3 separate regions of the Homo sapiens genome follow, and all the other regions are linked to region 2. Evidence: chromatin loops called from intact Hi-C (ENCODE). Cell type or tissue: GM12878. All regions are shown on one strand. Region 1 overlaps IMMP2L (inner mitochondrial membrane peptidase subunit 2). Region 2 overlaps IMMP2L (inner mitochondrial membrane peptidase subunit 2). Region 3 overlaps IMMP2L (inner mitochondrial membrane peptidase subunit 2).

Region 1 (8,000 bases), 410 kb before region 2:
CCTTGGTGACAGAGCAAGACTCCGTCTCAAAAAAAAAAAAAAACAAAAAAAACAAAAAAAACCCCTAAACAACACAGTGCTAGAAGTCAGGTCCATGAAATGTCCTAATACTGACTCCTCAAAATAGGGGAACAAAGAAATATGTTGAGAGAAAAACAAAACAATTTTTGCTTTGAAGAAAAAGAGAGAGATGCTAAAGTATAAATAACTCTTCCAATAGGTTAAATACTTTGAACAACCAACCTAACATCTTATTGGAACTTGATTCTCCCCTTTCCTTACTTATTTGTGTCCCATGTGTAACTGTGTCTCCTTCAATGGATTCACATTTTTCAGGTATAAGAAAGTTACTTTTACAGTAAATTTCAAAACACAATAGCAAAAGCATATTAAATGAACCCTGCAACCTTGAGCAGATCATTGCATTTTCAGTATCTATTGAATGTGAAGATAAGTTCACCTATGTGTCTTAATAGAACTCTTGTAATAACTTGCCCCTATGGTAGAGTGGGAGGGCACTGAGCCCACAGATTGGAAATTCATAATCTAGAATAGTAGTCACCAAACTGTTTTGATTATGCATCAGCAGAAAATTTGAGGATTCATCCCTATTATTTATGTTAAAATTACATATATGCTATTAACAATCCATAAAATCAAATGTTAATATGGCTTAGATTCTTATTTTAGATACAAATAGAAGTTCTAATTTTTTTTCTTGCCTCCCATGGATCATTGTATTCACTACTTGAATATTCCTGCTTCCCACTTTAGCAATCTCTGTTTTAGGAAACACCAAAATTACTGGCTGGAAAGTGATCCAGGATATCAGTCAATGGGTTTGTTTTGCCCACACAATGCCAACGAACCACATGGACTAAATTTGCACTGAATTGCCTGTCTTTGATTGAGTTGGCTCCACTGAGAAGTTATTTTGGCATCTGGTAGACACAGTCTTCATGAGCCCAGCCTTTCCTTCAGATGCCAGGGGGACAGATGTGTGTGGCTTTTGTTCCCTCCCCTCCCTTTCCACAAACCTATAGTCTACCTAACACTCTTTCATTTCTTGGCTTCAGGTAGTTTCACCCTCTCTTGAGGGAAAGGCTTGCAAGGACAAGATAAGGACAAGCAAATGCAAAAGAGCCTTGAGTTGGGATAGAGGAAAAAACACAGGAAAGAAAATCAGGAAGAACAAGACTGTTAGCGGGAGGAAAGACATTTTTTAAAAAGATGTTCAGGCACTTCTACCATGTGAGGGGCCCTCACCAGATGCTGAATTTGCTAGCCCCTTAATCTTGGATTTCCTAACCTCCAGAACTGTGAGCAATACATTTCTGTTTAGAAGCTGAAAAAAACAAAACAAAAACAAAAACAAAAAAAGATTTTCAGAACTTGTATTATTCCATTATCATGCTGCTAATAACTAATAAAGACATACCCAAGACTGGGTAATTTATAAAAGAAAGAGGTTTAATTGACTCACAGTTACTGTGAGGAAACTTACAATCATAGCAGAAGGGGAAGCAAACATGTCCTTCTTCACATGGTGGCAGCAAGCAGAAGTGCTGAGCAAAAGGGGGAAAAGCCCTTTATAAAACCATCAGATCTCATGAGACTCACGCACTATCACAACAAAAGCATGAGGGTGATTGACCCCATGATTCAATTACCTCCTACTAGGTCCCTCCCATGACATGTGGGGATTGTGGGAATTACAATTCAGGATGAGATTTAAGTGGGGACACAACCAAACCATATCATTCCACACCCAGCCCCTCCCAAATCTCATGTCCTCTCATTTCAAAACACAATCGTGTCTTTCCAACAGTCCCCCAAAGTCTTAACTCATTCCACCATTAACCCAAAAGTCTAAGTCCAAAGTCTCATCTGAGACAAGGCAAGTCCCTTCCGCCTATGAGCCTGTAAAATCATAAGCAAGTTAGTTACGTCCTAGATGCAATGAGGGTACAGGCATTGGGTAAATACACCCATTCCAATGGGAGAAACTGGACAATACAAAGGGACTACAGGCCCCATGCAAGTCTGAAATCCAGTAGGGTAGTCATTAAACCTTACAGTTCCAAAATGATTCTCCTTTGACTCCATGTCTCATATCCAGGTCACGCTGATGCAAGAGGTGAGCTCCAATGGCCTTGGGCAGCTCCGTCCCTGTGGCTTTGCAGGGAACACCTCCCCTTCTGGCTGCTTTCATGGGGTGGTGTTGAGTGTCTGCAGCTTTTCCAGGTGCACAATGCAAGCTGTCAGTGGATCTACCATTTTGGGGTCTGGAGGATGGTGGCCCTCTTCTCACAGTTCCACTAGGCAGTGCCCCAGTGGGGACTCTGTGTGAGGGCTCCAACCCCACATTTCCCTTCCACACTGCCCTAGCAGAGGCTCTTCATGAGAGCTCCCCATCTGCAGCAGACTCCTTCCTGGACATCCAGGCATTTCCATATATCCTCTGAAGTCTAGATGGAGGTTCCCAAACCTCAATTCTTGACTTCTATGCATCTGCAGGCCCAACCACATGGTAGCTGCCAAGGCTTGGGGCTTGTACCCTCCGAAGCAATGGTCTGAGCTGTACCTTGGCCCTTTTAGCCATGGCTGAATCCAAAGCATCTGGGACTCAGGGCACCATGTCCTGAGGCTGCTTAGAGCAGGTAGGTCCTGGGCCCAGCCCATGAAACCATTTTTCCCTCCTAGGCCTCCAGGCCTGTGATGGGAGGGGCTGCCATGATGGTCTCTGACATGCCCTGGAGACATTTTCCTCATTGTTTTGGCAATTAACACTGGGCTCCTCATTACTTATGCAAATTTCTGCAGCTGGGTTGAATTTTTCCCAAGAAAATGAGTTTTTCTTTTCTACTGCATCATCAGGCTGCAAATTCTCCAAACTTTCTACTCTGTTACCTCTTGAATGCTTTGCTGCTTAGAAATTTCTTCCGGCAGATATCCTAAATCATCTCTCTCACGTTTAAAGTTCCACAGATCTCTAGGGCAGGGGGAAAATGCCACCAGTCTCTTTGCTAAAGCATAACAAAAGTCATCTTTGCTCCAGTTCCCAACAAGTTCCTCATCTCCATCTGAGACCACCTCAGCCTAGATTTTATTGTCCATATCACTAACAGTATTTTGCTCAAAGCTATTAAACAAGTCTCTAGGAAGTTCCAAACTTCCCCATATCTTCCTGTCTTCTGAGCCCTCCAAGTCTCTAGGAAGTTCCAAACTTTCTCACACTTTCCTGTCTTTTTCTGATCCCTCCAAACTGTTCCAACCTTTGCCTGTTACCCAGTTCCAAAGTTGCTTCTACTTTTTGGGGTATCTTTAAGCAGAACCCCACTCCCAGTACCAACTTACTGTATTAGTCCATTCTCATGCTGCTAATAAAGACCTACTTGAGACTGTATTTACAAAGGATAGAGGTTTAATTGACTCACAGTTCAGCATGGCTGGAGAGGCCTCAGGAAACTTACAATCATGGCAGAAGGGGAAGCAAGCATGTCCTTCTCCACATGGCAGCAGCAAGGAGAAATGTCAAGCAAAAGGGGGAAAGCCCTTTATAAAACCACCAGATCCCATGAGAACTCAGTCACTATCATGAGAATAGCATGAGGGAAACTGCCTCCATGATTCAAATACCTCCCACCAGGTCCCTCCCATGACACATGGGGATTATGGGAACTATAATTCAAGATATGATTTGGGTGGGGACACAGCCAAACCATGTCAGAACTAGAGCCAGGGTCAGAAGATGATCAATGTCAGGTGTGAGGAATGAGGTGAAGCACAACACTTTTAAATCCATTTGATTAAAATATTTTGTAAGCAGGAGAAACAACCTGCACTTTTAGCAAATAAAATATTTTGATGAATTTTACTTAGCAGCGTAAGAAGAGAGAGAAATTTCCAAATAAACAAAGCAGCAGTCAGATGATATTTATTCTACAATATTAAATTACCTACAATTATGTTTGAAAGTCAAAACGAACTGAAACAATATCCAAAATTTGAAATGTTGTTCTAAAATAAGTACTGATTTCTCAATGCTTAAAGAAATGTCAGCTCTCCAATCTGATATCAAAGGTCCTTCACAGTCACATCCTTCCAAACTCATCTTCATGATTTCTCAGTACAAGTACTCTACTCTCAGGGCCTCTCCAGAGCACCTACAACAGGACATACCATATCTATCTGCCTGCTTCTGATTACTGTTGTCCTTCCAGTTTGTAATCCTCTTCCTTAGATCCCTGGATCTCTCTTGTAAGACCCAATTCAGTCCTGACTCTTCCACGGAGTCCCTCCCAGCCAGTCCAATTCATATCCATTTGTTCCTGACCAAGGAATCAAGGCCTGGTATAGGGTCTCCCCAATATCCAGTTCTACCCAATATAAAGATCAATATATTTGAGTTAAATATATTTTTTATAAAGTAGCACAACTCTTATTTTCTTGACCTCCCACCTTTGGATCCAGAGGATTACACAGCTATCATCCAGTGTTTTCTCTTAGAATGTATAAGGCTAGTGGTGAGTATAAGGCTAGTGAGGTATCATCAAAAGTGGTGACCCCTTTTGGACCATAACTTATCTGCCAGTGATCCCTACCTTCAGGTCCTTGTTTAAAGGGGAAACCAATGGTGCAGGCCCCAACTTAATTCAAATGAACAAAATGAGCACAGTAGTGGCTACATCCTTTGTCAGGCTCAAAAAAAAACAGGCTCAGTTCTCCCATAGTTTTTCTCCCCCCAAATGCAACCGTATTTCATCAAAGGCAGAACCCACTCCTCCTGGGCCTCTTACTGCAAGGTTGTCGCATCAGAAAACCAATTTTCTTCTCACTGGTTTAGTTATTTCTAAGTCTCCGTAATGAGATTTTGAAAACATTACTATTGGGTTAATAAATGTTTCTTGCTTAAAGGAACAAAGTTTAATAATATAGGAACCAAAACGTTTGTGTGGTTAGGTCAGCAATGACCAATACAAAGTAATTTACTTTCTTATCATAGTACTTACAGCTTTAAAATAAGTTTTAAATAAAACTTACAGTTTTAAAATAAATTTGGTTCCTCATCAAAATAAGATAATCACAAATGAAACTTTAAGAAATTCCCTAAGCATAGTGTGACCATGCAATCTATTACCCAAATTAGGACACTTAAGAGTGAAGGGGGTTATTAATAATTAAACTGGGACAGCAGGTGTAAACCAAGGTGGCTCTAGGATATATAGTCATCCTACTTATGTGTCATCCTATTATTTTGACAAGTGAACATTTATTGACTATTGTTATACTCTGAGGGCCTTACATATAAATAACCTCTCCTACTACTAAAATTAAACCTGCAGTATAGATATTACTAATTGCATTTTGCAAAAGAAAAAAATAAAGCTCAGAATTACTAAGTAACATGATGAAGGCTGTAAGGCTAGTAAATGATAGAAGCAAGATTTGAAATAGGCATGGTTCAAAATTCATGCTGCTCCCACCATAAGGTACTGTTTCTTCTGTGATGTTATGTAATAATTTATGTTTCCATCTCTATAGCAAGGGTCAGCAAACATTTCCTCTAAAGGATCAGACAGTAAATAGTTTAGGCTTACAGGCCATATGATCTCTGTTGCAACTATTCAACTCTGTACTTGCAGCACAAAACAGGCATGGACAATATGTTAGCGAATATAACATTTGTTCCAATGAAACTTGATTTACAAAAACAGGCAGCGAGCTGTATTTGGCCTGAGGGCCATTGTTCAGCAACCCCTGATCTATACTCTAGACCCTATAATGTCTCTGATTGGACAGGCAGAGGTTCTAGCTCACCTTTTCTATATTATAAATTAGCACGGTGTTTTGAACAAGATTGGGAACTACCTGTCAGCAATAAGCATTTACTGAATGAGTGAATTAAGGAGGAAAGCTTGTTTGGAAATGCTGTATTTTATTATCTGGGAATCAAGGAAATTCCTTAACCTACATTAATGGAAACATCTACAGTTCTTCAGAAAACAGTATTAAGTAACAGGAGGGTTTCCATAATCACTGATGATATACCACAATGGATTGACAGCAATCTATCCCTACAAAGAACTGTGAGACAGTCTCAAAAGTATTTTTAAAAGGTAGAATATGGAATTCCCTAGTACACTTCCTGGTACTGCACTGACAACATGCCCCAATTCTTTCTGGATTGGGTACCACAAAGGAGGATGTTGCCCTTATAATCACTGCTGAGACCAGATCTGTGAGTGCCAAAGAGAGAGCAAGGTCACTAACAAGAAGCACAGGACTTCACTTGCAGCTTCTACTGTGACGTCACGCATTCAACATGATGCAACAAGTGGAGGGATGTCTTGACAGTACAGAGACACTGCTTTCCTGATCCCACCTCTCTGGTAACCATTTTTTGCTCATGTCAATATTACACATGAACAATAACAACCATAATAAAGGCACAACTTTAAAAGCAATCTAAGAGACTAAGAAAAAGTGAGAAGAACAAAATGATTCCTTTAATAAATAGCATAACATTGAGATTTCTTGTGGATGCCAGCGAAACAGATGCATGGTTTAAGTAAATCAAACAGAATTAGAAATAAAGGCAGGTAAAACCAAATATCACATGGAAAAATGAGCAATTGCACTGTTAAAAATTATCAAAAAGATATTTTTTAAAAAGATTAAAGCATATAAATGATGCTCCCTACTTTATTTTTAAACATGTATTAACATATCCATATTTGAATTTTTTCACCAACATTTTTGGATACAGGAGACTAGGTTCGTACAGAGAACAGTATTAGCCTATTATCTACTTACACATTCCCACGATGCTTATCTACACAGCATACAGAACGGATAAACACAACTCCTAATAAAACAAAGGCATGCACACAGAATGCTTCCATTCCACGTAAGCACTGACTGATATGCACTCAAAGACAACCTGATAAGAGCAAAGCTTTGCTTGTTTAGGTGAATGAGGTATGTGAGCATCACGTGCCAAAGAACTATGCTGAAGGCAAACAAGAAGAGCCTCAAAACTCCTAAGATCTAAGCTTTGGTGAGGCAAAAAGGATAAAAGAAAAAAAAAATAGATAGAAAGCAATGGAGGAGTGGAGAAGGGAGGCTCTGGAAAAAAATGGATAGATAGGTTAGTACAGGGAGGAAGGAGCAGCAGATAAGCTAAAAGGCACAGAGTCAGGGGTGGCACAATGGGTGAGCTTTCTTTGTGGGAAATGAGCTACTGAGATTGCCCCCTCTGGTATCACCATCCTGTGAGACCCTAGCAGTAGTGATAGTTCTGGAAGCATGCTACTCTGCAGAAAGACCCAGCATCATTTTCTTCATCCTCCCTGAACTCACAAGAGTAATGGCCCTTGCACCTAGGAATATTTCCTGTAGACAAGAACTCTTTCCTTCCTGAAGATATAATACAGGTCCACAGTACCTTACTAGCAATTCTAAAATCGAAAGAGTTCCAAAAATATGAAGTTTTCTGTAACCCTCTGGTAGCAAAATCTGACCTGACCTGAGCTGCTATAAAATTGTAGTCTATTTATCCCACAGAGTATGCCAATTCATACTTCTGGCTGCAGAAATATTAATGTGCTTGATTCTAGAAGCTGCCCCAGTCTCTGCTGGGGGTATTATGTTACATATGGCATAGACATAGTTTAAATATGCTGTTTATAGATACTGATATCACCTTTCCAACAGCTAAAAAGTCTGAATTGTGTACTATAAGTTTCCTAGTTTCAGATGTGATATTAACATCTTTAAATATAAGAAAAGGTGAATATTTACCAAAGAGAATAAATGTAATCAGAGACATAGGCTCAATCCTAGGTGGCATTGGCACCCTACTAGATGCTGGAAATATACAGAAGGTAATGGACATGATCCCTGTCCCTTAGGACCTCATGATCTGGTGGGAAAGACAGATGTTTAAACAAAGTTTTGAACTACAACCTGGCATGCTAGACATACAAAGGAGCCAAGTA
Region 2 (8,000 bases):
ATAACTAAAGTCTCCATTTGTCTTCAAATTATAATCTCCTATGGTTTGAATGTGTCCCCAAACTTCATGTGTTGAAAGCTTGATCCCCAAATTCATATACTGATGGCACTTGGAGGTGGGGCCTTTTGGAGGAAATTTGGTTTAGATAAAGTCATTAGAGCTGAGCTCCCATAATGAGACTGGTAGCTTTATAAGAAGAGAAAGAGAGACCTGAGCAGGCATGCTCTTGCTCTTTTACCATGTGATGCCCTCTGCCATGTGTGATGTCATAAGGTCCTTATTAGATGCAGCCCCTTACCTTGAACTTCGCAGCCTCCAGAACTACAAAAAAAAAAATGTCATTTCTTTATAAATTACCCAGTCTATGGTATTCTGTTACAGCAACAGAAAATGGACTAAGACACAATTCCTTTGTTCTATGAACAAATTTAAGTCTTCTAAACAGTACTTACTTCTCCAAACAAAATGATGCTTGGTGTTAATTGAAATGTAGGACTGTTACAGTGGACTGCAGATCTTATTGCTGCAGGCAGAAACAGAATTATAATGAATATCTCATGTTCTGTGGTACTTGGAGGCATTTTGAAAACTCTTCCATTAAGAGAATAAAATACAAACATAACCACTGTACTTGAAACAAAACAAGGGCTGTTAGATTTGACTCAATCCTTTCAATGCAATTTTATCCAATATATATATGTAAACATACACACACACACGTATATACTTATATACACATGTATATTCTTATATACATAAATATATGTATATTCTTATATACATGTGTGTATTATATATTATGTGTGTATAATATATAATGTGTGTATAATATATATTACATATGTGTGTATGTATACACACAGAATATTTCAAAAAAGATTATAAGTGATTGAAAGGACATGGAAAAATTAGACTTTTTAGCTAATTGTCTAAGACAGTTAAACATTTGCTGTTTCCATCATTCTACACTCAATTAAGCCAGGCTAAGGATCATCTTATAAATGCTGACTTTGTTGTATTTTTCTCATATCAAACAATTCAGTTCAATCTCCTCTTACTAAATGCTTACTATACGCTAGGCATTGTGCTGAGGACCAGGAATACAAAGATGCAGACATCCTGTTCACTGCCAAATTTTGACAAGGGACCAAATATATATCCATTTTACAAACAGAAACTTCATAGTAAGTTTCAGTATTAGAATTTTCTTGTCAGCAGCCATGATATCTAAACTGCTAAATATATACCCTAAGTAAATATTCTATAAGCACATCAGATCAGAAACAGCTGGCAGCTTCAGGCTGTTCATTTCAAAATGAATTGAAGACCTGTAATCAGACTAGTGAGGATATTATTGATAGGATAAGTATTTGTGTACTTTCACATGAATAAACTTTCTTCTTTCATGCTTTCAAATTTAGGGCCTTTTTAGTGGTGTTGGGATGCCCCATTAAATGCTAGAAAACTATTTAGTTTATCCTTAGTCAATTCTACTGAATTTGGCACCTCTTAAATTTGGTTGAGGAAGAAATCTGCAAAAGACAATTACATGAAATATATGTTTATTAAAAATGCGAGACTGCCAATATATTTAAGGAAAAAAGAAAATGTAAAAACAAACAAACAAAAGACTTTCTTCTGACAATGCTGTGTTAGTGTTTCACATTTATAATTTTTTAGTATTAATCTGTAAGAATCCATGAAAGAAATAAACTTGTACTTGCTTATTGTGCCTGTTTCTAGATTTTAGACATGCTAGCACCTCTTTGTAACAGTGGTCTTCCAAAGAGAGACTTGACCAACCTGTGCACAGAGGGAGTGTCCTTAGTGCAGTGCTAAAGCTCTGGGCTATGAGTCCAAAGATCTCATTCATTCATAGACTCTTTTGCAGGCAAGACACTAACTGCTATGACAGTCAGCAAAAAGTAAAACAACAAGTAATCTATACATATTTATTAATTTCTGCATTTGTGGATTAACTGTGTTGATACATCTCTCGTTTGCTGAAAGGATTAAAGTAGCTCAACACAGAGGTAAGAATGACTTCCTCCTGTGACTTTCTATATGGGTGTAGAGGTGGCAACCTCTGACTAGGTGTCTGCATAGCAAATTGTATACTTTTAAAATAACGTCATTGACCATATCAAAAACAGGGAGAGGGATGATAAAGAATATACTGTAATGAAAGTCCCGCAAACCCTACTTTCCAGAGTGAGGAAGAAAGAATGATTGCCTGATATTTTAAGTAGGAGCTGCTTTCTTTGCTGTAGGTTGGCAGAAGCTGGAGAGTGGAGCAGGAGTCTCCTAGAAGCAGTGTTTTCTCACTCCAAATCTGAGTTGGATGCTCATTAATGAGCACCAAGCACCAGTTTGCAGTAGCCATTCTGAATTTAACAGTAACCATTTGGAGGCTACAAATCCTGAGGTCTGACTCTGAACATGTGTTTGTTTATTGGCACAGGGATAGCACTACACCATTTAGTTATAAAGTACAACGGAGCAAATCTACATTAATATGAGAATCCATATTTTGTCCTGCTTTTTCTATATGTCACACTTCTCAGTGAGACCCTAACAAGAGCAGGAATTAAGAATAGGTCAGAAGAACATCTGCTTTTCTTATTTTGATTACGTGGGCAAGCAAAGGAATTTGCTTTTATAACACCAAAATAACTTGGAATGCGGCAAAAATAAACGCACCTTCTGTCTCATGGAATGTTATTACAGTACAACGCTTTGTGAATGCTTGTTGGCATTTTCAAGCATTTTTTGTTCTCCTCATTTCTTTCTCAGCTCCATAATGCAATCCTCATGGTTTGAGCACTAGACTTCAAATGAGACATCTATTCAGAGAGTGTTCAGACAAAACGAGTGGTTTCCTTAGTAATGGGAACTATGTGAAAGCCTTCAGCACAGCCCCTTCAGACAGCCAGGCTTCTCCCAGGCTTGTGGTTCACACATAGGCTCTCAGTGAGCATTATACAGCTGGGGAGCACCCCCAAAGTCTAAACTGACCAAAGCACTGAATATTCATTGCATTTCTAATCAAATGTACCCTTTATAAAAGGTTAAAGATGTAAGAAGTGCTCTTAATGGCGAGGGTTAATTTGCTCATTTTCTGCATCATGTCTATGGAATGGAAAGAAAGATAAGCGATTTTGCCAAAAAAAAAAAAAAAAAAATGACACGTGTTGCTCTTTTGTTTGATTGTATTTTACATTTCCTTACCTTAAAAACCTAAGCCTGTCCTATTCTTGTTCCTTCTATGCCTAAAGACTACTACTCTGATTTTCCAGTTTTCTGCATAACAATCATCTTCAATAAAGCTTTGAAACTCTGCTATTAAAACAGGGTGCAAATGTTGCCTTTTGTAGTCTCAAATATATTTAAAATATAGTAAAGTAGTTTCATGTATACCAATGTTGAAGTTTTATGTATGTGTATCGATCCATTTTGTTATTTAGTTTCAGGACGACACAATAATTAGAAAAAGAGCTGGATAATACAATTGTCATTCATCTTAAATATTGACTCTTAAAGGCAGACAAATAACAACAACTATCCAAAATAAAAACCAACATGAAAATAATAAAAAATTATCTCAGCTGATATAATGTTTGCCTTTGAGGAATAATGATTTATAGATACCTTCACACTATGTTAATCATCCAATTAGGAGAATAAAAATATTGTCAAACATTTTGGGGTTGAAAAACATGAGGTATAGCTAAATTGTTAGTCTTCTACCATGAATATTTTTTGTCAATCTGGTTACACATAAGCAAACACAGGAAGCAAAAGTTAAGCTATAAAACCCGCAAAGGAGAGGAGAACGAGGGCCTCAAAAGATCACTGAAGAGAAGAAAATACAGTTTTAAGACTGTTGGCTTTGAAGCCTGACTTGCATTCTAGCTTTCCTTCTTCACTAGCGTGACAACTGTAGAAGTTCACCAACCCCAGTTTCCTCTTCTGTGAAAAGGGGAAAGTCCCTGACTGCCTCACGGTACTGTAAGAATGAAACCATATGTGTGCAGGGTCTACCAAGTTTCAGTGTCTTGCATCGAGTTAAACTCAACAAATGCTATTTAATATTATTCTAGGTACTTTAATTTCAGCATACATAATTTCTGCATGTGTACAGCTATGCATATTTTAAAATCTGATCTATTTCATTGTGGTTTGTGGATAGCTCAAGGAAAATCATTTCTATTTTCTGAATAATACCAATAATAAATATAACAACAAAAATACTAAATTTGCTGTCAAGAAATAATTGAACTGAGGAATGAAGAGTGAACAGTAAGAAGTAGGCTTGCTAAACACAAGTGTGAGCCTGACTGTGTTGTGGAGGAAGGGAAGAATGGACTAGAAGGTATGAGATTGGAAGCAAGAAAGATGAACTAGAAAAGATGAGACTGGAAGCAGGGAAGTTAGGAGAAATTGCAGCAGCCAAGGTAAGAGACGATGAATATCTAGCAGACAGAGAAGATAATTTAAGAAAACTTCAGAGTAAAATCAAGTTGTATATGGTGAAATGCAAGATATGAGGCACAAGATCCAAAGTTCCTGTAATTCTCTAGGTAACGAGGCAGCAGCAGAAATAAAATTAAAAAAAAAAAAAAAAAAGAAAGGAAAAAAGAAGAAAGCCAGTTTAGGGGAGCGCTTAAGAGGTCAGCTTTAGACACGTAGAGTACAGAGTGCCTGGGGATCACGCAAGTAGAGACATTTACCAGACAATTGGAGGGAAGGATTGATAGGTAGAAAGATAGATAGACGGATGGATGGATGGATGCACGGATAAAGAGACTGATTAATTTTACTTGCAAGAGCACTGATATAGGTTTGAAAGTAGTAATTACATAGTAGTAGAGACAATATTATCTAAGAGAGCATATAAAGAACAGTAGGCAAAAGAACAAGCCTAGGATAAATACTTAAGAGGTAGATGAACCCACAATGACAAGAGACAGAATGTGCAGACAAGCATGAAGATGACTTAGGAGGCTTTGATGTGCAATAACCAAATTGGGAGGGCACTGGTTGAGATTCCAAAGCAGAATTTCAGTAACAAGTTTGGATTAGAAATCAGAGAAAAGTCAACTGACAAAGTAGGTAGAAAGTGATGATATGATTGTAGCAAATATTGATAGCTCTTCTGAGAAACTTAATGTGAGGAGAACAGAGAAGGAAAGATAGATGAGGGTTCAGGATTAAAGGGATGATTGTTGTTATTATAGTATGAGTAACAAGTAAATGTATGGATTTTGTGGAAATATTGCTAGATATTGTTTCACATCGCTAGAAAAGGAGTAAAAGTCAATCCCCTGAGTGAAAAGAATGGAGAGAGACATAGAGAAAAGCCAAGATGAGAGACCTTTTTGGATCTACAGAGAAATATAAGGAGAAACATAGGGAAGAATAAAGGAATCTGAGGAAGAGACAGAGAAAAAAATTTGTCTCATTGATTCCTGACATGTCATCCTTGATTGTGAATTTCTTGGCATAGTGAGATTACTTTTGTTCTTCAAATGATTCGTATCTTTCATTAAAAGTAAGACCTTTGGGTATATACACAGTAATGGGATTGCTGAGTCAAATGGTATTTCTGCCTTTAGGTCTTTGTGGAATCACTGTCTTCCAAAGCAGTTGAACTAATTTACACTCCCAACAACAGTGTAAAAGTGTTCCTTTTTCTCCACAACCTCGTCAGTAGATTGAAGCTAGTTGATTAGGATATTTAGCTGTTAACTAAATTTTTGTGGGTTTGCGTCCCATTAATCTAGTAAGGACTCAGTAAGGTGTTTTTTGACTTTTTTAATAGTAGCCATTCTGACTGATGTGGGATGGTACCACATTGTGGTTTCTATTTCCATTTCTGTAATGACCAGTGATGCTGAGCTATTTTTCACATGATTGTTGGCTGCACATATTTCTTTTTTTGAGAAGTGTCTGTTCATATCCTTTGACCGCTTTTTATAAAGACACATGCACATGTATGTTCACTGCAGCACTATTCACAACAGCAAAGATATGAAACCAACCTAAATGCCCATCAGTGATAGACTGGATAAAGAAAATGTGGTACATAAACACCAAGGAATACTATGCAGCCATTAAAAAAGAACAAGATCATGTCTGTTGCAGGGACATGGATGCAGCTGGAGGCTACCATCCTTAGCAAACTAATGCAGGAACAGAAAACCAAATACCACATGTTCTCACTTATAAGTGGGGGCTAAGTGATGAAAAATCAACAGCCACTGGTGCCTCCTGGAGGGTTAAGAGTGGGAGGAGGGGGAGGATCAGAAAAAACAACTAATGGCTACTAGGGTTAATATGTGAGTGATGAAATAACATGCACAAAACCCCGCCCCATGCCCCATGTTTACCTTTGTAACAAACCTGCACATATACCCCTGAACTTAAAATAAAAGTATTTAAAAAAAAGACGTGGACTGGTACTGTGGCTCATGTCTGTAATCCCAGCCATTTGGAAGGCCGAGGTGGAAGGTTCGCTTGAGAGCAGGCTGGGCAGCATAGAGAGACCCCATCTCTACTCAAAGAAAAAAAAAAGAAAAAAAAAAAAGAAAAAGAAAAATCAGCAGGATATGGTGGCTTGTGCCTGTGGTCCTAGCTACTCTGGAAGCTGAGGTAGGAGGAACATTTGAGCCCAGGATTTCGAGGTTATTGCAGTGAACTATGATCATGCCATTGCACGCCAGCCTGGGCAACAGAGCAAAAACTGTCTCAAAAATAAAGAAAAAAAAATTAAAATTAAAACAAAACCTATAGGTAAATAAGAACCTCTGTTTTTCTCCAATTCTACTTTCCAAAACTCCTTTGAAAAAGAAAATGAGAACTCTGACCCAACTTGCTTTAGTTCAACATTCTAACAAACAGTCAGTAGTACTACTACTCACCTTACATCATGTTTCTAACTGAATTGAGAACTAATCTGTTATTAGAATTAGACCACAAAGGACAAAGTCATTGAAGACCTTCCTAGCACAATGTCAGCCCCTCACCATCAGTGACTCATTCATATGTATTTAGCTTTCTGAGCATATCGACTCATTTTTTCCACTAGGCACTGCATTTCTTCAGAGCTCTACTTCTCAAATCATGACAGCAATAAAAATTCCGTCATCAAACCTGAACAACCACTACTGTATAAAAGCAACCACTGTCTTGTGCATAAAACTAATTCCTTTTTAAAAATAGTATTTTATTTTTGGCATCCCTTGTTGCTGACTATATTGCATTGGTTGGCTCAGCCATCCATCAAGCATTCATTTATTTTACAAGTGAATATTGAGTACCTTGTGCAGTAGAAAGAGCTTTGGCTCTGTAAGCAGACAGAACTGAGTTCAAATTTTAGCCTCATTATTTAATAGTTTTGGGACATTGGGCAAGTAAGCTAGCTTCTTTCAGCCAATGTTTCTACACTGCCAATTGAAGGTAAAAATATCTATCTTTGCCGGGCGCGGTGGCTCACGCCTGTAATCTCAGCACTTTGGGAGGCTGTGGCGGGCTGATCACGAGGTCAGGAGATCGAGACCATCATGGATAACATGGTGAAACCCCATGTCTACTAAAAATACAAAAAATTTGCAGGGCATGGTGGCACGCGCCTATAGTCCCAGCTACCAGGGAGGCTGAGGCAGGAGAATCACTTGAACCCGGAAGGTGTTGGTTGCAGTGAGCCGAGATCGTGCCACTGCACTCCAGCTTGGGCAACAGAGCAAGACTCCATCTTAAAAAAAGAAAAAAAAAAAAAAACAACGAAACACTAGAATAGCTATAATTCAACTGGAATAGGTATAATTTATATATCAATCCCAATTTGAATAGAATATTTTTGAAGTTAATATATATAAAATATACAAATATATGTTAGTGCTCGACAGATGTTATTTTATCCATTTTATATGCATTGTGGAGCTTAAAAACTTAACAAGACATATACTCCCTCTAGGAGAATCTTATATGCTAAAAGGGGA
Region 3 (8,000 bases), 160 kb before region 2:
AGTACTGGTATTATGGAGAACAGAATGGCGGTTTCTGAAAAAAATTAACAACAGAACTATCAAACAATCCAGCAATCCTATTCCTGGGTATATATCCAAAGGAAATGAAAACAGTATCTTAAGAGGTATCTGCTCCCCCGTGTTCGCTGCAGCATTATTCATAATAGCCAAGGTACTGAAACAACTTAAGTGTCCATCTATAGATTATCAGATAAACAAAATGTGATGCACTCATGTGCACGCGCGTGCGTGCACGCACACACACACAAATATTATTCAGCCATAAAAAAGGAGGAAATCCTATTTGTGAGAACATGAATGAACCTGAAGGACATTATGCTACATGAAATAAGCCTGACACAGAAAGACAAATACTGTGTAATATCACTTATGTGTGGAATCTAAAATAGTCAAATTCATAGAAGAAGAGAGTAGAATGGTGGTTTCCAGGGCTGGGAGGGTGGGGGAAATGGGGAGATGTTGGTCAAAGGGTACAAAGTTGCAGTTATAAGATAAATACGTTCTGAAGATCTTATGCACAGCATGGCAACTACAGTTAATAATACTTGTATTGCTTACTTGAAACTTATCCAGATAATAGATTTTAAGTGTACTCACTGAGGACCATCTCCCCACATACAGTAGCTATAGATAGTGACATATGTGTTAATTAATTTGACTGTGGCAATCAATATACAACATGTATGTATATCAAATCATCACACTGTACACTTTGAATGTACATAACTTTTACTCCAATTGTTTTAAAATTAAAAAATAAAACATTATACTGCAAAAAAGAGAAAGAGAGAAAAGAAAACTGTTGATAGGCTTTAGAAAAGCTATAAGGATGAAAAAGTTAACAACACATTGTAGACTATTTGTGAAAATCATGCCATCTCCTGAGACATCCTATCAGATAATCTGACTAGTAAATTAAAGACTAATAAGGCATTTCTTAGCCAGTGTAAGGTTAAGTGTTTAACACAGCCAATACTTTTCTAACTCTGCAAACTGAAAACATGTTTATTAAAAGGCTCACGTCACATTGAATGGCCACATCTACATCCTTGATATGGTTATGTAGAGTTTTTGGGCTAATCAATTACAAAAAATAAAAAGAATTAAAAGAATTAAAAATCATTGCTTCGTTGTATGATTTAGTCATGCGAAAGTAACAGGACACTGCAGTCACTGTGATGATATTGGTAGTTGAAATGCAGCTTTTGACAACATAAAGTGTTTCTGTCTGAATGCTTGTAACGCAATCATGAATTTTCTCTCTTGGAAATGGTGATTCTTTGAAGCAGAGTCATATGGATTTCAAAGAAAAAATTTAACATTTTGTCTACTTTTTCTGTTCCAAAAGATATAGAGAAAATGCATCTGGTGTTTCTATGTCTTCCAACTCTTTTGTGCTACTACAGAATAGATAAGCCATTCTACTATTATATAAAAGTGGTGGGACATCGCTGGGATAGAAAATTTACAACAGAGAGTAAAAGTGAATCCTTGAAGATGTGAAAAGCCAATTCAAGTTCTGTTATAAAATGGGACCAAAACCATTAATATATTCCTTATTTTTTTACCTTTCCTACACTACTTCCTTCCTCCATCCCCACACAGATGCAAATATAGAACCAAAGTCTGGCAGGAATGCCAAATAATTGTAAGAGCAAAAATAATGTATGTTTTCTTTGCTTGTGGCAGTTTTATTATCATCAACTTGCTAATTTTATATTTCATAGTTTACTGGTAAACTTTTACTATGTGTAAGGCTGATCTAAAACAAAATGTCAATCAATGCTTCTATATTTGAAATATTATAGTTGGTGATACATTAATGGTTCTCAAAACATATTTTCTCATTAATAGATCAGTCATCACAAAATGAATCACAAAAAAGATGTTTGCAGTTGGTATAGTGGTCCCCCCAAAAGATAAATCCACATTCTAATCCCCAGAACCTATGAAGGTGATGTTCTTTGGAAAAAGGGCCTCTATAGGTGTAACTTAATTAAGGATTTCAAGATGAGATAATCCTGGATTATCTGGGTGCATCCTACATTCAATGATTAGTATCCATGTGACAAAAAACACACGTGGGAGAAACAAGTAGGGAAGAGAAGTCACATAAAGATGGAGGCAGAGAATGAGTGATACATCCTCAAGCTCAAGAATGCTGATGGTCACAAGAAGCTGGAGGAGGCAAGGAAGGGAATCTCTGGAGGGAGCACAGCCCTTTCAATACCAGACTTGTGGCCTCTAGAACTGTGAGAGAATAAATAACTGGTGTTTTAAGCCAACAAGTTTGTGGTAATTTGTTACGACAGCCTCAGAAAACCAATACTACATTTTTTTCTTTTCATGCCTTTCCTGTCATTCAAAGGTTAAAAATGATAACAATAATCACACCCACTGAACACTATCTGCATGTCAAAATAGTGATACGTTTCTTACAGTCTTCTTATTCAACCTTTTTAAGGACTCTGTGAAGATGACATTATTATTAACTCATATTTGTTGATGAAGAAACAGAACTAGGATTCAATGCCAAGTAGATCTGACTCCAGTCCATGCTCCTCCAGCAAAAATAGGAAAGAATGAAGAATATAAAGTAAATAAATCCTTCTTTGCTTGCATGTACATTCTAAAAGTCCCTGGAACGAAGGCAAAGAATAGGGAGACGGGAAACAAGGTGGACGGGTCTCTTCTGCTGCACTACATTTTTAAAAATCTCTGAACCATGTTAATGTATTATCTACTCAAAAATAAATTACAAAAGAAAAACATCAGTTGCCTGGCAAAAAGAAGCTGATAAATTCCCAATTGGATAATAAGAAATTAATGAAAATATTATAAATTTATGGGCAGAATGAACAATTTTGAGAATACTGCTAAAATTATATCATACATAGAAAAATATGTCAAGAAATTATTAGGTACTACTAGAGTGCTGCTCAAATAAAAGTCAGTCCCTTCTTATAATATTTCCTAAGTCTCCCACCTTCTACTTCACTTTCAATCATCCACTTTACCACCAACAACAGGCCAGGAGTAAATGAAATTAATGAAATATCCCAATGTTCAATGTACAAGTCTCTCCCTCAGGAATTTCTTTCCTTTCCTATTTGCTGTAGTTATTCAAAATTTGATATTATAGCCTAAGATAGTGTAAACCATTAGATGTCTCAAAACACAGATTATGAAATTATTACCAAGGGAGCTATAAATTCTTATTTGTTGATGATATTTAAGAAAATGAGGAACTTTTTTTGTTTTAAGTAATTTGCATTTAGACTTAGTTAGGAGAAGGAAGTAATTATGACCTCTGATGACATTCCTGAACTTACAGCTCTAAAACTTTAGCGTCTTTCACCATAATCCCCTTATTTAAGATGTGTGAGCTATAAAAATACCAAAATAAATAGGAATTTCTTTTCTTTTTTTCTTTTTTTTTTTTTTTTTGTTGAAATGGAGTTTCACTCTTGTTGCCCAGGGTGGAGTGCAATGGCGCGATCTCGGCTCACTGCAACCTCTGCCTCCAGGGTTCAAGTGATTCTCCTGCCTCAGCCTCCCGAGAAGCTGGGATTACAGGCGTGTACCACCACAGTTGGCTAATTTTTGTATTTTTAGTAGAGACAGGGTTTCACCATGTTGGCCAGGCTGGTCTTGAACTCCTGACCTCATGATCTGCCCACCTCGCCCTCTCAAAGTGCTGAGATTAAAGGCGTGAGCCACTGCACCTGGCCCCAGAAATAGGATTTCATTGTTATATTACTCTTCCTTACATCGCTCTTCTTGTCATTAAAAATAATTTCTCTAATAATTTTAAAAAGATTAAGAAAATAAGTCTTTATCAAAATAGTGACTCAGTTTTTCATTTTTATCAATTAGCATTTTATCAAATCTTCACAACTACTCTACATGCCAATAGAAATTGATGGTTCATCTTTGCCAGAGACATACACAAACCCCAAAAGATAATTGAGTAGATTAGAGTGAACACCAATAAAATCTAGGTCAAACTTAATAACCTTCAAACAGCAGCAGCCACAGTGCATACTAAATGTACCAACCATGAACTAGACATTTTGATGAAGTCAAAACCAATTCAGGGCCGCCTGAGGATGATCCATTTCCATATACTGACTTTTGCATGACTTTCCCTTTTCAGTATATTTACTTTCAAATGTAACTTTTATTTCACTACTTTAAGTGTTCAAAATGACAAGCTGAATCCTGGTAATTAATTTCTGATTGACTTTTCCTAATATGACTCACCAAATTAAGCCATAAGAGACAGAAACTGGCAGAGGTAGAAACTTGTGGTTAAGGTATAACAAACTAACTGAAACCTGCAAATAACCAGGATTTCAATATTAGAAATCACAAATGAAACTTAGAAAGAGCAGAATCAGCAAATTATACTGAGTCTATGCCAACCAAGACCTTTCTCATAGAGACTCTACTTGTTTTCAGGATCATTTACATTTAATTCTATGGAGCAATGCGGGTATGCTTTCAAGCACCCTAAAGTTGACAAGTGCTTCTGCAAAATATTTTCTTCCTTGTTTGTTCCTTGTTTGCATACCGGAGAGGAGATTGAACCAGAAATTCTCTTTTAAAAAGGGTTTTGAAATGTGCGCATTTTCTTCAATCAAATTCACTTATTTCTTGAAAAAAAAATATTCTAAGAGTACCATTGTGAGCTAAGGCATTAGGGAAGATAAACATAAACTGTGATGATTGCATTAACCAAGTGTCAACTTGATTGGATTGAAGGATGCAAAATAGTGTTCCTGGGTGTGTCTGTGAGGGTGTTGCCGAAGGAGATTAACAATTGAGTCGGTGGACTGGGAGAGGCAGACCCATCCTCAAACTGGCTGGGTACTACGTAAATTGCTGCCAGCTTGGCTAGAATAAAGCAAGCAGAAGTTGTGAAGACTTGGCTTGCTGAGTCTTCTGGCCTTCATCTTCTGTGCTGGATGCTTCCTGCCTTCAAACATCAGACTCCAAGTTCTTCAGCTCTTGGACTCTTGGACTTACATCAGTGATTTGCCAGGGGCTCTTGGGCCTTTGGCTATAGACTGAAGGCTGCACTGTTGGCTTCCCTACTTTTGAGGTTTTCGGACTCAGACTGGCTTCCTTGCTCCTCAGCTTGCAGACAGCCTATCGTGGCCTGTTGTGTCCATCACACCTTGTGATCACGTGAGTCAATACTCCTTAATAAACTCCCCATTTATATATACATGTATCCTATTAGTTCTGTCCCTCTAGGGAACCCTAATACAGTAGGTTTCTCCTTTCCAGAGGTATGCACCCTAGGTAGGGACACAGAAAGATGTGGTAAGTGACAGTGAAATGTGATGTACCAGGTGCCTATGGAGAACAGGGTTACTGATTTATTCTGGGGAATTAGGGAACATTTCACAGATGTCTTTGAGATAGAAGGCCACTGAAGAGCTAATGCTTTAAAGTTTTTGAAAGTGATTTGGCTTTTTGCTTTTTTCAGAAGGAGCTTCCCTTAGTATGCTCTATATTTTTGACATTATTGTGAGGCTTCTGTTAATTTGAAAGTCCTAATGCTGAGAATTGATCTTATGTGTTTCTACATTTTTGAAATAGTATTTTATATTTATGTGCTTTACCAAGCTTCTATGTATCATTATCTTTGTACATTTTAAGAAAGCAATGATCACTATGGGGTATGTCCCAATAATAATTATGGTTTTATTCATACTACTTCTTTGCCCCAGTAACTGGCAGGAATTTTTTAAAACATTTTGAGATAATTTTAGATTTACAGAGGAGTTACAAAAATAGTTGAGTTCGCATACACCTTTCACCCAGCTTTCCCTAATGTTAACATCTTATATAACCATAGCACAATTGTCAAAACTAAGAAATTAACATTGGCTTAACACTACAGACTTTATTTAGATTTCATCAGTTTTTCCTGTGAAGTCCTTTTTCTTTTCTGAGATCATGACCTTTTTAAAAAAATAATTTACTGAATGACTAGTTATTTAAGAGAGAAAAAAGAATAAGAATTAGAACTGCCAGCTTCTTAAATGAGAGATTCATGTTGAATAATATTTATTTTTGTTTATGTTTTGAAGCATTTAAGTGAGATAAGCTTTGTTCAATGTTGTTTTATATGCTACTCATTGTATAACATTGGCTGAACTCTGACAAATAGTAGCTACACAAAAATACATTTTTTCACGATTCAATTCTCCACACTTCACTGTTTTAAAACTGAAGGTGGTTCCTTACCTTGGGGATGGAAGGGTCAGTTCCATCTGAGGAGGTTTCTCAAGACAGTGGCATCTATAAATTCCCTTCTCTAGTGGGAGAGTGGTAGCTGCAGGCACTTATATGGAGATGTTCATCTGCTAGAAACAAAAGCTCTTCCACCATCTAACATCAAAGCAAGAGGTGATTTGTCATAGGGATCATTGGACATACCTCATTATTCCTCTGCATTATTTCTTATCTAATTAGCCAATAGAGACAAGATGCTTTATTCAAATTACCCTCCCTTTGAGGGATATCACTGTAAAGTGCACATAAGAATTCTAGTAAACCAGGCCAAGGAGAGAAATGCCTGAGATAACACTCCCCTGCTTGTTTCTTCTGTTCTCCTATTCAGACTGGAAGCATTGGCTGGGATCACATTATGTTTTCATCTATTCAGTAATGTGAAAGCTTGGATCTTGGAATAACAAATGTGCTTAACTACCCATGGCATACCACAAAGAACATTATTTTGACATATATATGAAAACTGGAAATATAAATTGCTCTGGCACAAGGAGGACACTTTATCTCTCCTAGAAGTTAACAGTAGACTACTCCAAGATAACTTTTCAGAGCACTGCATTTTAATAATTCTCCAGAGTCCTTGGCATTAGTCAGAAATTATCTTTTCTTGCAGTGGCATGTCTAATGTCAGTGTACTGCAAAGAGCTTGCACCACTGCTGGAACTTGTATGCTTATTATAGATTTGGTTCATTAGCTAGAAAAAAACATTAACAGCCACAGTATTTCCTTCCATTAAGAATAAGCTTCAGCTAGTGTGTTTCACAACTCTCATATGACAGAGTGCCAAGATGCTACAAAAACAAAAATTCCACTTTGCTTTGAAAATAGAAGCATTTAAAGAACTGTAGAAATAGCTGTTACCTATTTAAGAGGTCACTGGAAAGACTAGTGGTCTGGAGAAAATGTATATGGCAATGTTTGTAAACTGTAAAGAATTATGCATACATCAGGCTTAAGTGCAATTCTACTTCTTTATGTCTTCCACAAATCCTTGCATATAAAAATACTAAGATGTTTGTCAATTGTCTATTATGTTCTGTCCAAAGGATCCTGATAGATAATAAATGACAAAATCATTAGTTATATCTCAATAAACCTAATTGAAACATACATGTAAAATACAAAACTCCCCATCTATTCTTGATATACTTTGATATAGTATTTTAGCAGGGTTTTTGTTTGGAACTATCTAAATCCACTTGACATAATCATTTCCTCATGAACGGATTTTAAAAATTAAGTGACTCAAACTCCATGATAAATGCTTAAAGCCTTAAAATATTGTTTTTCTTCTCTTCACTTAATCTACTGGTTGGGTTAGGCTCAAGGAACCACAGAGATTAGAAAGATTCTGATCCAATATCACTGTCCTCTTTTATACACATGAAGCTGAACTTAGAATCATGAAAAATTCTGCAGCCACCGATTGTAAGAATATGAGGCTGATGTTGCTTCAAATGTATATCATGAGCAAACTGTTTCTCGCTAAAGTCTGGATGTAATGTTTTTCTCATCAGATTGATTGTCAAGACCTTCATTTGATGTGTAACAAGATAAAACCTGGGAAGTGGTGGACTCTGATTGATTTTCTGATTTGCCCCGCTGCATGGCACAGTCAACAATTAGATTGGTTGTTTCAAAGCCTTTTATTTCACCATTACGAATTTCTACC

Evidence for each region. A loop is a pair of places that touch in the nucleus more often than their neighbours do. Peaks named below come from ENCODE experiments on the same cell type or tissue, not always from the same donor. Only the 100,000 strongest peaks of a DNase experiment are listed, where the experiment ranks them.
Region 1: a loop joins it to region 2, with 4 times the contacts of the local background. A loop is called at or near these places in 2 of 110 quality-filtered maps.
Region 3: a loop joins it to region 2, with 3 times the contacts of the local background. A loop is called at or near these places in 3 of 110 quality-filtered maps.

What each region holds. Positions count from the first base shown.
Region 1 is chr7:110,670,662-110,678,661 of GRCh38, forward strand. All of the region lies in intron 5 of IMMP2L (inner mitochondrial membrane peptidase subunit 2), which reads right to left. Among named protein-coding and RNA genes, the nearest start is that of LRRN3, 420 kb to the right of the region's middle. In GM12878, no CTCF peak of the experiment used is centred here; a DNase peak (open chromatin) is centred at 4,802.
Region 2 is chr7:111,079,693-111,087,692 of GRCh38, forward strand. The region is part of intron 3 of IMMP2L (inner mitochondrial membrane peptidase subunit 2); the gene reads right to left. Among named protein-coding and RNA genes, the nearest start is that of LRRN3, 7.4 kb to the right of the region's middle. In GM12878, no CTCF peak of the experiment used is centred here; a DNase peak (open chromatin) is centred at 3,919; H3K27ac peaks cover 535 bases.
Region 3 is chr7:110,915,002-110,923,001 of GRCh38, forward strand. The region is part of intron 4 of IMMP2L (inner mitochondrial membrane peptidase subunit 2); the gene reads right to left. Among named protein-coding and RNA genes, the nearest start is that of LRRN3, 170 kb to the right of the region's middle. In GM12878, no CTCF peak of the experiment used is centred here; a DNase peak (open chromatin) is centred at 4,290.